2 separate regions of the Homo sapiens genome follow, and region 1 is linked to region 2. Evidence: chromatin contacts called from ENCODE Hi-C data. All regions are on one chromosome and are shown on one strand. The core of a region is the stretch at or near the end of the contact, and the rest is flanking DNA. Distances in the headings are between cores, read along the strand shown.

Region 1 (7,258 bases), core at 3,537-6,036, 1.8 Mb after region 2:
TTTGTGATCTTTGGTAAATTACTTAATGTCTCTGAGATTCTATTGTTCTATCTATAAAAGGCAGATAATAATAGTATCCACATTATAGGGTCGTTTGAGAGTGAAATTAAGTGCCCAGAATAGTGCTTGTGTGATATAATAAGAAATATATTTGGTCTTTGTTCCTAGTTTTTGTTGCAGGGCTTCTGAAATTTTTGGAAGTCCTGAGTGATAGGAACGTCTTTCATTATTCATAATGATCCCCTTTATAATAACACGTGAGTTCATGCTAATGAGGTGAGTTAGATAACCCTAGATAACCTCAGGATGGGGCCAGTCCCCAGAAAGACCAAGTGATTAAGGGATTAGAGGGTTGGAACTTTCAGCCTTGTTGACCAACCTCCAGGAAATGGAGTGGGGTCTAGAGATTAAGCTCTCCAAAGCTGTCGAACAAGATTTGACAAGCTTCACAGTTGCTGAATGTGTAGAGGAGCTGGGAGGATGGGATGCCCCTCACGTCTCTACTCAGCCTGTGCATCTCTTCCATCTGGCTGTCCTTGAGTGCTGCCCTTTATAATAAATGGGTAATTGTAAGCAAAGTGTTTCCCTGAGTTCTGTGAGCCATTCTAGCAAATTACTGAACCTGAGAGGGGGTCATGGGAACCTCCAATTTATTGCTGGTCAGTCAGAAATATGGGGGGCCCAGACTTGAGATTGGCGTCTGAAATGAGAGCAGTCGTATGGGACTGAGCCTTCAACTTGTAAGGGCTATTCAGGTAGACAGTGTCAAAATCGAATTGAATTGTGGAAGACCCAGTTGATATCTGCTGGAGAGCTGCTTGAAATATGTGTAAAGACCCGTACACATCTGGCCACAAAAATATTCTGTGCTGAGAGTATAGTAGGACAGAACAGTCTGTTGGTTTGTGTGTTTCCCAGTCTTGTAAGTAGTAAACACTATATACATGTTTGCTATTATTATTATAAGAAAGCAACTGCCCCCTAGAAACACTCCTGTATGGTACAGTGTTAATGAAATTGACAACTGTCCTTTGTGAAAATAGTCTATCCCCAGAATACATATGTCATGCCATACCTTTATTGACTCCAATAGGGATGACACTGTGTCCAAGGGCTGAAGAAGAGACCTGGAGACGTGAACAAGACATAATGCTTATCAGGGGAACTTACATACAAAGACAACTTGGAAAAGAAACAACATGCATTTTGCTGCTTTTAAACTGTTCACTTAGAGAATAAAACTATCTACCAAAGTATAAAACACAAAACAACACAGAAGCCAGGTATGGTGGCATGTGCTTATAGTCTCAGCTATTCAGGAGGCTAAGGAGGGAGGCTCACTTCAAACCAAGAGTTCAAGGCTGCAGTGAGCGATGAACTCACCTGTGAATAGTCAGTGTACTCCAGCCTGGGCAACATAGTGAGACCCTCAACTCTTAAAAAAAAAAAGCAACTCATATGTGTGAGCAGAGCAATATAAGGATTCCATAAATGTATGAATCAGTGCAAATTTTCAACCAAGCATGACTCAGAGAAAAGAATATAGACTAAAAGAATGTAAAGGTAAAAGACCGGTCTATTACTTCTGAATTCTCATGCTCACTGCTCGTGTAACCCAGGACAAATCAGTGCTACCCTCTAGGACCAGTAATTAAAGTGATTAGGTTAGACTGAAAAGTTTCCTTTTGACTCTGTCTAAAACTTAATACAAAGAATATCAAAGACAATCAAAAGGTTTGTTGCTACATTCCATAACAGTTATGGTTTAAATTATTAGAAAAGTCCTAAGGTTTTTATTCTAATAGTATTTATTATGACAGAATATAGAGTAAAATCTCAATTAGCATAAGGTAGAATTAAACATGGAAACTTCCTGGAGTTTTAACCCAGGAAAGGGTAGATAATTTGATTAAAACTCCAAACTTCCTCTAGAAAAATACACAAACACATTTTGCATAAAATTTAAAAGATTCACTGATGCTTAGAAAGATTTAATTCTGAGAAAAACTGGGATTCAAACATGAGGAGAAGAAGAAAGGAGGAGTTACCCTAATTAACTGGTTACCTAGCCAATAGAAAAGAAGGATATCCAGGCGGCTCTTGGTTTAAAATCTAAATGCATTGTATTTGACAGCCACTTTATAATAGAATTAAACTTTTTATGGCTAGTCTCCAACTTAAACTCTGAGGTCTCTTGAAACTAGAAAGTGAATACAGCTTTTCTACTCATAGTTAAGCTTTTAAAAATATTAACAGAATCTTTTCATTCATTCATTAGGAAAAGGAAGTGGTTTTTCATTTTCATTCGCAAGCCAGTTTCCTGTTCACGCTTAAAAAAATAAATAAATAAATTTGGCATAAGGAATGATGAGGTGCCCTCTTCTGTTTCTAAACAGTTAATGCAGGGTTTTTGAATACTAGCAATTTGAAGGATTTTGCATTAAACTTTGAACACAGCAAGATTTTAAAATCTGAAAGAATTTCTGTTGACCTCCAGTGATTGGAATACCTCTTTATGCAGCAGAAGTTCCTCTTTGCCAATTAAAAAGTCCTCATTTCTCTCTGTGTAATAGCACACCCTGTTCCTGGCTGAGAAGAAAACAAAATTAACCTTGGGCTGGCGGCTGTGCTGCCTGATTTCCCTGGGCGAGTGAATGAGCTCACCAAATGTATAAATAATGTGCCCAAGTCTCCTTGTTGCTCAGTTTTTTCATATTCATTGAACAGAAGCCTTGAGCGCAATTCCAAACTGCTAATGTGTTAATACTTTCACCAGAGCTTGACTCCAGTTGCTGAAAAAACAAATATAAAACAGTAAACCCAGAAGGATGACCCAAACTTCCTGTTCTTTATTGGCAGAATTTTGCTGTGCAACTTACAAAGTTTGACAAATTATGCAAAGAAGCAAATGTAAAAGGACAGCTCTGAGATCCAAATTGAGGTGCTGTAGCACAGTTGCTTTAGTGGAACTACCACTGGGCTGCTGCCAGTCGCATCTGGGCAGGAAGGAAATGCAAATTAAAAGGAAAAATTAGGCCATTTTAGAGCAAAGTGAATTTTCAGCAAAAGCTCAGTGCTAACACTGAAAAATAAAGAAGGTATTATTCAGTTTTAAATCAGATTGATTAATTCTTTCTCTTGGTTATTCCAAAGTGCTTCTTTCGCTCTTCCCCGAGACACTGAGGTGTTTTGATAACGACTCATTATTTCTGTAGCACCAGTTCTTATCTTTGTTACTTCATTCAACCTCTTTTCATCTCATTCAACCACAGAAAGTGATTTTGACCTTTTACAAGACCCATAACCTTTACTGAAATCAAAGCTAATTGCTTTTCTTTTTAAATGTCTTTTAATCACCTTCAAAACTAAACAAATAACTTCAATCTAGAAAAATCAGACCTTGGAATCAGAATGAATGTTAGACATCCCTCTACTGCTTAGCAGTCCTGTGAACCTGAGATTCCTCAGCTATTAGGTCCAGAAATACCTGTCTCATTTATGTCACCAAATAGTTGTTAGGATAAAATGAGATTACATATGGAAATATACTTTAATAGCATTTATTGAGTACTTAATATGTATTAGGCACTATTCTTAGCCCTTATTACTTACTAACTCATTTACTCTTCACAAGAAATTCAAGAGAGAGAATTTTATCCCTACTTTACAGATAAGAAAACTGAGGCAGAGAAACTAAGTAACCTGCCTAAAGTCTCCTAGCTACTAAATCTGAAATTCAAACCCAGGTAGTCTGACTCCAGAGCTCACACTCTACAACCATATACACCACCTTCCAGTGTGGATATGAGTGTGGTTATTCATTCATTAATTTATCAGCTGTCTATTGAACATCTACCATGTGCCACACACTCTGTTGGATTATTAATGGAAAATAATCAAATCTATAGGATTCACTCTTTACTATCTTCACTCTTTTTGCCCTATAGGAAATGAAGAGGAAAGGGTATAGGAAGAGAAAAGAAAGAAAACTCTAAACCTATCATTAAGAACATTTGCAAAATAGTCACATAGAGCCTTAAGATGCCACAGTTCAAATGAGAGGACTCCTCCTCTCCGGCATAGACCCAGTCACCACGGATAAGACTTGGGAGTGAGGAGACAATGGCGCAAAGCAGACCCCAACCTCTCCACAGGCAGGGGCAGAGGGATGATGGGAGAAGCACAGACAAGATGAGTCAGGACCAGAGGCTTGAGCTCATTGAATGGCAGAGTCACGGAGTGGCAAACTCCAAACCCCCATGGCTAATCCTCACCGTTCTTCACTAGGTTTCTGCAAGACCTAAGAAAACTTCTGCAAAAGCACTTCCTTGACTGTGAATTTATCTGCAATGTCAGAGGTAATGTAAAACCATAAGAAGGTGACTCCTATTGACCTCCAGTCCCAACAAGGACTCCAAAATTGATAGCTGCGTATGAAAGACATAGATATTTAATCTGCACATATGTATTTAATTTTTTAAATGGGGGAAGAGAGGCTCAAGTCCTAGAATTCACTGATAATCATCTATAAACAATTATTATTTAGAAGATAATTAATAGTTTTAACACTAATAGGCCTTTTTCTTCCAAAGCAGTCTTCTCCAGAAACTTCAAGTAAGTTTAAATTCATTAGTTAATCACCTTCTTCTGTAATAAGCAGTCACTGTTATTATTTATCCTATTTTTAAGAAAGAAAAAATTTAAATAAAGCAAGAATAATTGAGACATTTAGGCATTTCTATAAAAAGCCACAGCATGTCACCTGCCAGGAAGAACGCCTCTATAAGGCAACATGCACATTTTCTTTCACTTGAAGGTATCAGTTCCTCTTTGAAGACGCTAGCTAAATATGGACTCTATCCTCTTCCATAATCTACCCCTCTAATAAATACTTACAGCATTAACTTGGAAAGCTCAACACCCCTCTCTCATCATACCCTTAGCCCATCTTCTAGGACACCCAGAAAGGGGAGGATCATAGGGCCGATTGTTATCAATCAGTTCTCTATCACACACCAAACACAACACAGACACACATACACACTGTGTATGAATGCTTACACACCCTCCTGACCCTGAACTTGCTGGTAATTTTCATGGACATAGATGAAATGAATAAGAGGTTCACTAAATTAATGGCTGTCAATTGGGCCAACCAACAGTAGTCCCGGGCCCCTGAGTTCAGATGTTTACTCAAAAAAAACAATTTCAAAATCATTTCAGAAGTGAAAGAGTAGACAGAAGTGACTACAGACATTTTTCAAAAGTAAAGTAGAAGACTGAAGAGTGTGTACGATTGCAAAATGGAGAAGAAAGAGAAGCTCCATTGTGTTTGTTTTTCTCCCCAGCAGGGCTGTCATTTAAGTCGTCAAAGGGTAATGGAAGTCATCAATAACGTGGCAGTGCCTGGAAACTTTTCATATTCAGCTTTGGAAAGACAGATTGGCTCTAGGAGGCTCCATATATCAAGGGAGATTTAGGTCTTATCTGAAAAGGCACTTCCAAACAGAAAGTCTGGCTACCAAGGCTTAACAAGAGAAAGGTGTAAATTCTGTAAATTCGTGAGACATATTCTTCCAAAGGCTGAACTAAGTGACATAGGATCACAGATTCCCAGAAAATATTTTAAGGATGTAGATTCTTATTCCAGGTGGATTCCAGTAATAATCCCTATAATCTTTCATTGAAAGTTCCCAGTGTCCAGAAGGTCACTACCAAGGCAGTCTTACATTTTTTGAATACTAAGTGCTGGGGCTCAGAAAATGATATCCCAAAATAAAGGCCTCAGAACCCAAAGTTTTTCCTCTAACTTCCTACCCTCCTGTCTTTGCCTTTTTATTCTCCCCTAAGGCTAGTCATAGAAACTGGAATCTTCTTCTCCAAAGTGGGCTATAGAAACCAGAACCCTTTTTCCCCATAGCCAGCCATAAAACCTGAACATGTTGCTCTAACTTTCCTCCCACCTTTCTATGTAAAAATCTGCCATAAAGAAACTATCTAGCCTAGTTGTTCAATCATAGGTTATAAGACCCCACCCCCAATTCCAGAGAGTGTCTTGCCCCACACCCAGAAGGAAGGAATGCATGCACAGAGAGGCCAAGAAGAATCTAGACAGGCCGGGCACAGTAGCTCACGCCTGTAATCCCAACACTTTGGAAGGCCAAGGCAGGCAGATCACCTGAGGTCAGGAGTTCGAGGCCAGCCTAGCCAACATGGTGAAACCCTGTCTCTACTAAAAATACAAAAATTATCCGGGCGTGGTGGCCGGCACCTGTAATCCCAGCTACTCGGGAGGCTGAGGCAGAAGAATCGCTTGAACCCGGGAGGTGGAGGTTGCAGTGAGCTGAGGTCGCGCCATTGCACTCCGGCCTGGGTGACAAGAGCAAAACTCCGTCTCATTAAGAAAAAAAAAAAAAAAAAGAAGAAAAATAATCTAGACAGATAGGCTTTATTGGGTTTCCCTACTCACTCTATTAGCATTAAATGATACCCTTTTTGTCCAATCATATTTGCACATGGTTGTCCATACTTTGTTAAACCTAAGCATAAAACTGGACAGTTTTCCCTGCTTTGGGTCTTTATTCTAAAGGTTCCTGTGTCACATAAAACTGTGATCAAATAAATTTGTATGTCTTTTCTTTGATTAATATGCCTTTGTCAGTGATATTCAGTGAACCTGCAGAACACAAAAGGGAAGCCTTCCCTTGGTCCCTACATGAGCTTAAACCCAATATTTTTCATTTGTTTCACAGGACTACACTTTCTTATGTAATCTCAATACTGAAATCCTGCACATATTCCTGATATTTTTCCAAGTAAAATGTACCTGGGAAGATAGTTAATATGCTGAATCTAAATTTTAATGCTATTTGAAATAATCAATTAGATAAAATATTTTGTCAATTTTGTCCTTTGGGAACATAACTAAAAGGTACATAAACTTTGATGTCTAAGTGAGCATGTTTTATATATTACACAAATCAGCATTGTCAAAGTTATATTTGGATTTTTATTAGGATAGGAGCAAATATAATTCAAAGGCAACCTTTCAGGTCCTGACCCTGGTTCTGCCTGACAGGCAAAATCCTAACAGCCTAAGAATATTCTTAGGCATTATTTTATTTTTAGGTGAAACTTTTCCTTGCTATTATTATAGTCTTTTAAAAATGATTTACTCTTTTAAAATTTAATTATTTTATATACATTTTCTCATTTTTGATCAGAGACCATCCTATCAATATTATTTATAAACCCCAAT
Region 2 (6,761 bases), core at 2,686-5,185:
GATCCGCCCGCCTTGGCCTTCCAAAGTGCTTGGATTACAGGCGTGAGCCACTGCACCCAGCAAGACTGCATCTTATTAAATGGTGCTAGGGAATTCAGCACAATGATATGAGTTCTATCAATTTCATTTACCCATGTAATCACTCGACCCATTTAGTACAGACGCTCAACTATAGATCATAAACTTGATTAGAAACACAAGTTTTTGGAAGGATGATCTACACGGATCAAGACTAACAAAACAGCTGGGAAAATTCCGCAGATTCAGTCATCTAAGACAGACCCAGGTTTGAATCCTAGTGTTCATTTAATAATTTTGTGGCCTTGAACAAGGGAATTAACTTCTTTGCATCTCTGTTTCATCATCCACAAAAAAAGCCCAACACTATCTACCTCATAGGATTAGCCTAGGGTATAAACAGCATAGAAAGCACCTCACACCTCCTAGAGCATAGCCCGGAGCACCTAGTCCCTCTCCTCTGGCTCTATGGTTACAGGGCAATTAATTGCACTCTTACCGAATCCAATCCCAGAGGGGTAAACAGCCAAATCTCTCCAGCATCAGCGCTCTCAGAGTCTTTTCTTTTTAACTTCAAGTTTCTATTGGTGGCAGAGCAGGAGATACCACCTTCGTGGTACCTAAACTGAACGATACTCAACAATTCTTTACTACACAGCTCTAGGGTCCTAGCCCTCCTCTACTACCAGAATGTCTGAGCATAAAGTATAAATGTCTCGTGTTAGCTGCTTTCCTTTTTTGCATTTCAGTGACTTATACTGTAAATGTTATTTGTGAAATGAGTCCAATTCACATGCACTAGAAAAATACAAGTTCTAGTGAATACCAATGTTTCTGCCATGCCTCTCCCCTGACTTCCTACCATTCACATTCTTCTTTATTCTTTTTATATAAATGACACCAAAAATTGAACAAACCCAACAAATTATTTCAACCAACTTCATCAAAATGTGTCAAGTCAGGAATTCTTTATAATAGTACTGCTACAAGTTGTACTAGGGAGATTCCTTTGTCAGCTACTCGTCTGACAAGGTTGTATATATACTGCACTGATAGATTTAATCAACAAGTTGATGTTCAAAAGGTCTATTAATACATTTCCTTTTATCAGTACCCCTTATATTTATATTACCTTCTGTTAGCTTGAAAGGCTCCTAGAACACAGGAAGCAGTTACCTCTAATTCTTTCGGGAGACTGGTGTCATGGTAATCATGCAAAACCTTTAATTAGGTGTCGAGAATACAAATATCAAAAAGATTCTTAGACATACGTATTAAAATGCTTAACACTTCTTTGAAGCAACCAATGCAAAAATATCATCTCTGCAAGGGGTCACTCCATTTACCACCAGTGTCTCCCACATTAATACCCAAAGCTGGTATACGTTAAAAGAAAAATGTCATAAACTGACGGTGAGCTTTGCAACAATTTTTATGCCATTAACATGTCACTTTATTAAGTTCCTTAGCAATAAGAAAAACTTTTCCCAGGCACGTAGTTTTCGTCCCCCATACAGTTTAGTATTTTGTCCTGTAGGTCGGATTCCAACAACTCAAACGTCAAAAAAAATAGTAGTTATTTATGAATTTAATGATTGCGATTACATACATCTCAGTGCAGGATAGGGTTGAAAAAAAAAATCATATTCCAAACAAGAAAACCTGGATTTAAGAGCAAGAAGCCTAATCACACATCACACGCCTAACTGCTCTCAGGCATACTTTCTTCCTGCAGCCCCTCCCCCACAGGTAAATGCTAACTATTTCTAGAACTCTCAACTATTTGGGAAGCTTGCCATCAACTCCCATGATACCACCCAACCCACACCATGTTTTCGGGGAGACAAAGGTGCCCTACTTCCCCAGACTATAAACTATTAAAATGGTGAGAACATACAATCCCAGGAAGTCGGCATTACTAAAATACATCAATGTAGCATGGGTCTTATTTTAACAAAAATGAAAATGAATCACACTGGAAAACCCAAACAGTCACTCATTGTATCTTCAACGTGTAATCGAAATTATTTATTCCAAGTTATTTCAGGTAAGTAGATGAACACACCACGAGGGCCTTATTATCCAAACTGGTGAAGAAGCCTTTAGGAAAAACGGAGGGGGAAGATCACTTAATTATATGAGGTGGGGGGTAGAGCAACCATTCAGTCTTAAAATTCAAACTAAAAATAACCTGGCATTTTCACCCCCCACATTTTATTAACAAGCTTGTTTAGATCAGCATACGGTTCCTGTTTGGAAAACAAGAAAGTGAATAGTAAACTTTCCTAAGTCAACTGTAAATCACATAGGTACTAAAACTCTTCACCCCTGGTGCCTGCACAGTCCAAGATTTCAAGTAAACTCCAGACACTGAGAACACCTAATTTTTAACTAGTTTCCAACATTTCTCATTTGTAATCACCAAATTATCTTAGAGACACTTAGATAACCTAACAAAGAGAGCATTTTTTAAAAGCCACAACCCAAATTTTACATGAAATACACCATTTTCACAACCTAAATTTAATCCCGGTTGCCACTGCGAAGTGATGCCTGTTTCAGCAAATTAAGAACTTCCAAAAATACTGAACACGTTAACACATGCATGGCTTCCCTCGAGCTGCCATTTAAGATTAATATTCCACTTAAATAAAAGTCTGCTTCTGTTCAAAAAATTAAATCGGTTGCAAAGAGGAAGTTACCGAGAAACCACCCTCACAACGTGGCCTTTACACTGTCAGAAAATAACGTGACTCTGTGCCACCCAAAACTTACCAGGAAGCTGGCAATAACTTTGCCAATTCTACACTCCTGAACCCAACTTCAAAGAGCCTCCACCAAATACCTCCTTAAGACGATAAAAAGCACTAAGTTACAAATAAACACGTCCCGGAGCAAGGCCCGGCTGCCGCGCGCCCCTCCCCCGGCCGGCGCCCCCGCCCCGGACGCGCGGCCCCAACAGCCGCCCGCAGCCCCCAGCACGCCGGCCGGGGTCGCCGCGCCCGGGCCGGGGACGCGCCCGGGGAGGGGAGATTTCCATTGCCGCCCGAGGTTTCACAAAATAGCATGCACCGAAAAGCTCCTTCTCCTCTGCTAAAAATAGGCTATAAAGGAGTCGGCCTCATGATGGCTCCTTGATTCAATTTGCTGCAAATCCTTTCCTGAAAGCCTCCCCCCCCAAACACACACGCACAAAAAGGGGGTGTAAATGCACGAAGGGAGGAAGAGGGGGAGAAGGCCGAGGTGCACATTTTCGGGGACAACATAATTAGGGTGAGGATCCCCCGAGACCGGGAAAGGGTAGGGGGGTGGGCAGGCACGTGAGCATTTCAAAGAAACCTGAGAGAGGAAAACGGGGGGATGGGGGCGCCCCAAGTGCCCTCCCTGCCTTCCCTTCCCCCACGCAAGCCCAGTTCCCCCAAGGGCCAAGTTGAAAAATGCATGTTCCACTCGCGCCCATCCCCCCGCGGCCCAGCGCCCCCGGCCGCCTCTGGCCCGCGCCCCCCGCCCAGGCCCCCGGCCGCCCCCACTCCAGGGTCCGGCCCCCAGCGCTTACCTGGAAACGGTGGCCTCCAACGCCGCTCCCCCCTCCCGGGAATGGAGGCACAAGGAAATTCCCCTCCTCGCCGCCGCCGCCACCGCCTCCAACCACCCCCAAAATAACCCCTCCGGGGGGTGAGAGGCAATTATAACCCCAGCGAGCGGAGGGCGCGGGGGATGGGCGCCGGGCGGGCGGGGGCGGGGAGCGCGGCGCGGGTCCCCAGGTGGCGAGCGGAGGTGCTCCCGCCGCGGGGGGAGGGGCGGGGGCGCACGCGGCCGGCGGCGGGGGGAGGCGGCGCGCGGGGGAAGGGCGCGAGCGGGGAGAGGAATTGAGGCAGAAGGTAAAAGCTGTTACTAAGGGAAAGAGCCAAACGGTTCGGAGCAGCCAACGGCTCAGACACTCAACACTGGGGAGAGAGGAATGGGGACCAGCCAGGCACAAATGAGCTCGCGAGGCCCGCGGCGGCGGCGGCGGCGGCGGCCGCGCAGCAAAACAAACCCGAGCGGCCTGCGCCGGGCGGGCGGGCGAGCGGGCGGGCGGGCGCGCGGGGGAGGGGCCGGCGGGGGAGGGGCGCCGCGGACGCCGGGAGGCGGCGGCGGCGCGGCGGGGGGGCTCCAGCGGCCGCGCTCCTCTCCTTCCCGGCCCGCTCTGGCGGCACTGGGGGCTGGGCTGTGCGGCGCATTCTTTTAAAAATCAGGCGAGCCCCGCGGGCACTCGAAGGCGCCTCGGGGCCCCGGGCCGCCCGCCCCGCCCCCACCGCCGCGGGCCGGCCTGGGTGTGCTCGGGTGTGGGCCGCTGGGCCCGAGACGGGTGGGGGCGGGGAGGCCCGCGCGGTGGCCGGGGTGGAGCCGCCGGCGAAGTTTCCCCAAGGACGCCGCGGGCTCCCGCGTGTCCGGGGGGCGGCCCGGCGGCGTTGGGGGCTGGGCGCACACGCGGCGGGCATGTGGGGGAGTGCGGCGCGGCATCATATGGACATTTGTTTGTGAAAATCTCTGTGAACACCTTTGTGTGCGTAAATACATATGGTTCTCCGAAGCGTACCTGGAAAGGTGCTTTATCTGTAATAAGCGACTTTCAAAATGTGATCCAGAGCACGGGATCTGGAGAGAAAACACGCACACAAGAAAAGGTTTTTGATACTAAACACAAAGCTGTAATTGAAGTATTTATGCCCAAATGTACTGTGAATCAAGCATATGGTGGTATTTATCATCTGGTGGGTCTGTTTGAAAGGTTTGCTCGATCAGTTCTTATTTCACAAAAATAAAATAATGTAACTAAATGTTTACTAAATATATACCTGCACAGTGGCATCCACAGTAGAAGTTTATCCACTTTGTGTACTTTTTGCATGTGTGAAGCACAGCAAGGCGGTTTATAAAGTATAACTTAGATGAGTGATAATGTGGCAGTATGGTTGAGGGAGGGTTGTTTTTAAAGAAGGGAGGCACCTCACAGGTTTTAAAGCAAATGGGGTGGTAATCTTTCTAAGACTTTCAGAAAGATGGGGTAGGGTGCTTTTTAGAGCTTTGTATAAGCTCAGGACTGGAGAAGCAGCCACCCTTTTACATTAAGATACGACTTGAAACCTTTTTGTTATTTCGCTTATTACTGCCTTCAAAGCAAAATAATGTTTGCAGCTTTCTTAAAGGTGAAGGGTTCTGTTTTCCTACTTTCATCAGAATATTTGAAAATAGATGTAGTGATCACTTTAAAGCAACCATCATTTCCTCTCAATATCAGAAACCTGAAGTTTTGCGACACACACACACACACACACACACACACACACACACACACACTACTCGTAACTTGCACCAGTCTGGACTCCTGGTGGCCTAATAAGTTCAGTAATTAGACAGGTGCTTTCTTGGCCAAGGTCAATGTCTCTTTCCCCCCTGAGCCCTTGCTTGGGGGAGCTGCCAGAGGCCTTTCCTGAATGACCTAGTGGGGCAGGGAGCAGGAAAACCATCAGAGGAAAGGGAGTGGGATTGGAAACTCCCTTCCAACCACCAGAGAGTTCAAAGCATATTAGTGGTGTGTCCTTAGAGCTATTTTCATGTATGAAAGTGGGAATGTTGGATTAAACAATGTCACCCGATGGGAATTTAGATAACTGCAGGTTTCCAAAACACTATGCAGAGTGTACAGGGAAACCGCACAAAGCAAGTTTTGCATTTCAATAGGATTCTAAAGCTGAGGCTTGTTTACCTCAGAACTAACACCTTTCAGAAGACTTTATTTCAGAATTGAAAAGAGTATATAGTATCTTCCTTTTTTTTTTTTTGAGTTGATAAATGACGTAGATATCACTAAACATACCCTGTCTTCAGTAAGTAAACTATCTCGGTGGAGCCACTCAATGAAACATATCTATTGGCTTAGATTATTTTTTAAGTTTCATATTGTGCCACCACGGGCGGGTCCTCTCCATACAGCAGTGACTGTAAAATCAAACCCCACTTTCAGTGAGTGAGGACTTCTCAACCATACCATTCTTAAAGCGTCATATTCAAAGCTGCCCACCCCACCCCTTCTCCTTCCCCTAAATGACTTCTATCCCTTATTCCACAAGGGAGGAGACACCCTCCTTCAGGTTCATAGGATCAGGTCTTCCAGCCTGAAGTTCTTATACCCTACACCAAGCTGCCTCCTAAAGTTGTTCAGTGTTAGTTGAGCCTCCTCACAATGATAATAATCCATGCATTTGTTTATATCCCTGTAGTTTACAAGACATTTCTGTGCGTAAATGACTGCATTTAAATATGAAGATCATCGAGGCTGGGGACTTACAAATCCGTTGCAGTAAAATGTACTTTACTCACCACTGTTGGATCATACTAATTGAAGAGAGAGGAGAGAGCAGGAGTACATTTTTTTTTTTTAGGTGGAGTTTCGCTCTTGTCGCCCAGGCTAGAGTGCAATGGCGGAATGTCGGCTCACTGCAACCTCTGCCTCCCAGGTTCAAGCGATTCTCCTGTCTCAGCCTCCCGAGTAGTTGGGATTACAGGCATGCACCACCACGCCTGGCTAATTTTGTATTTTTAGTAGAGATGGGGTTTCTCCATGTTGGTCAGGCTCGTCTCAAACTCCCGACCTCAAGTCATCTGCCTGCCTCAGCCTCCCAAAGTGTTGGGATTACAGGCGTGAGCCACTGTGCCCGGCAGCCTGGAGTGTTTTTAAACAAACAAACAAAAATAGG

The links. Hi-C counts contacts between places; a loop is a spot of excess contacts on that map. Pooled maps may share reads with other maps.
Region 1: a pooled map shows a loop between it and region 2 (6-fold over the local background). The contact joins the enhancer-like site here to the promoter of TBL1XR1 in region 2. A Hi-C loop is called at or near these places in 3 of 37 single-sample maps with no recorded cell type and 5 of 50 pooled maps.

What each region holds. Positions count from the first base shown.
Region 1 is chr3:178,964,370-178,971,627 of GRCh38, forward strand. It overlaps LOC124906307 (a long non-coding RNA gene), which reads right to left. Exons shown (of 3, transcript XR_007096179.1): 2 at 1,076-1,127. Among named protein-coding and RNA genes, the nearest start is that of ZMAT3, 100 kb to the right of the region's middle. Within about 2 kb of position 4,787, at least 3 of the 41 ENCODE cell types and tissues checked have a DNase peak (open chromatin) inside an H3K27ac peak, as active enhancers do.
Region 2 is chr3:177,193,547-177,200,307 of GRCh38, forward strand. It overlaps TBL1XR1 (TBL1X/Y related 1), which reads right to left and starts at 3,936. Exons shown (of 16, transcript NM_024665.7): 1 at 3,575-3,936. RefSeq lists enhancers at 154-744, 3,513-4,022, 4,023-4,530 and silencers at 2,978-3,027, 3,508-3,607, 3,718-3,907, 4,148-4,527.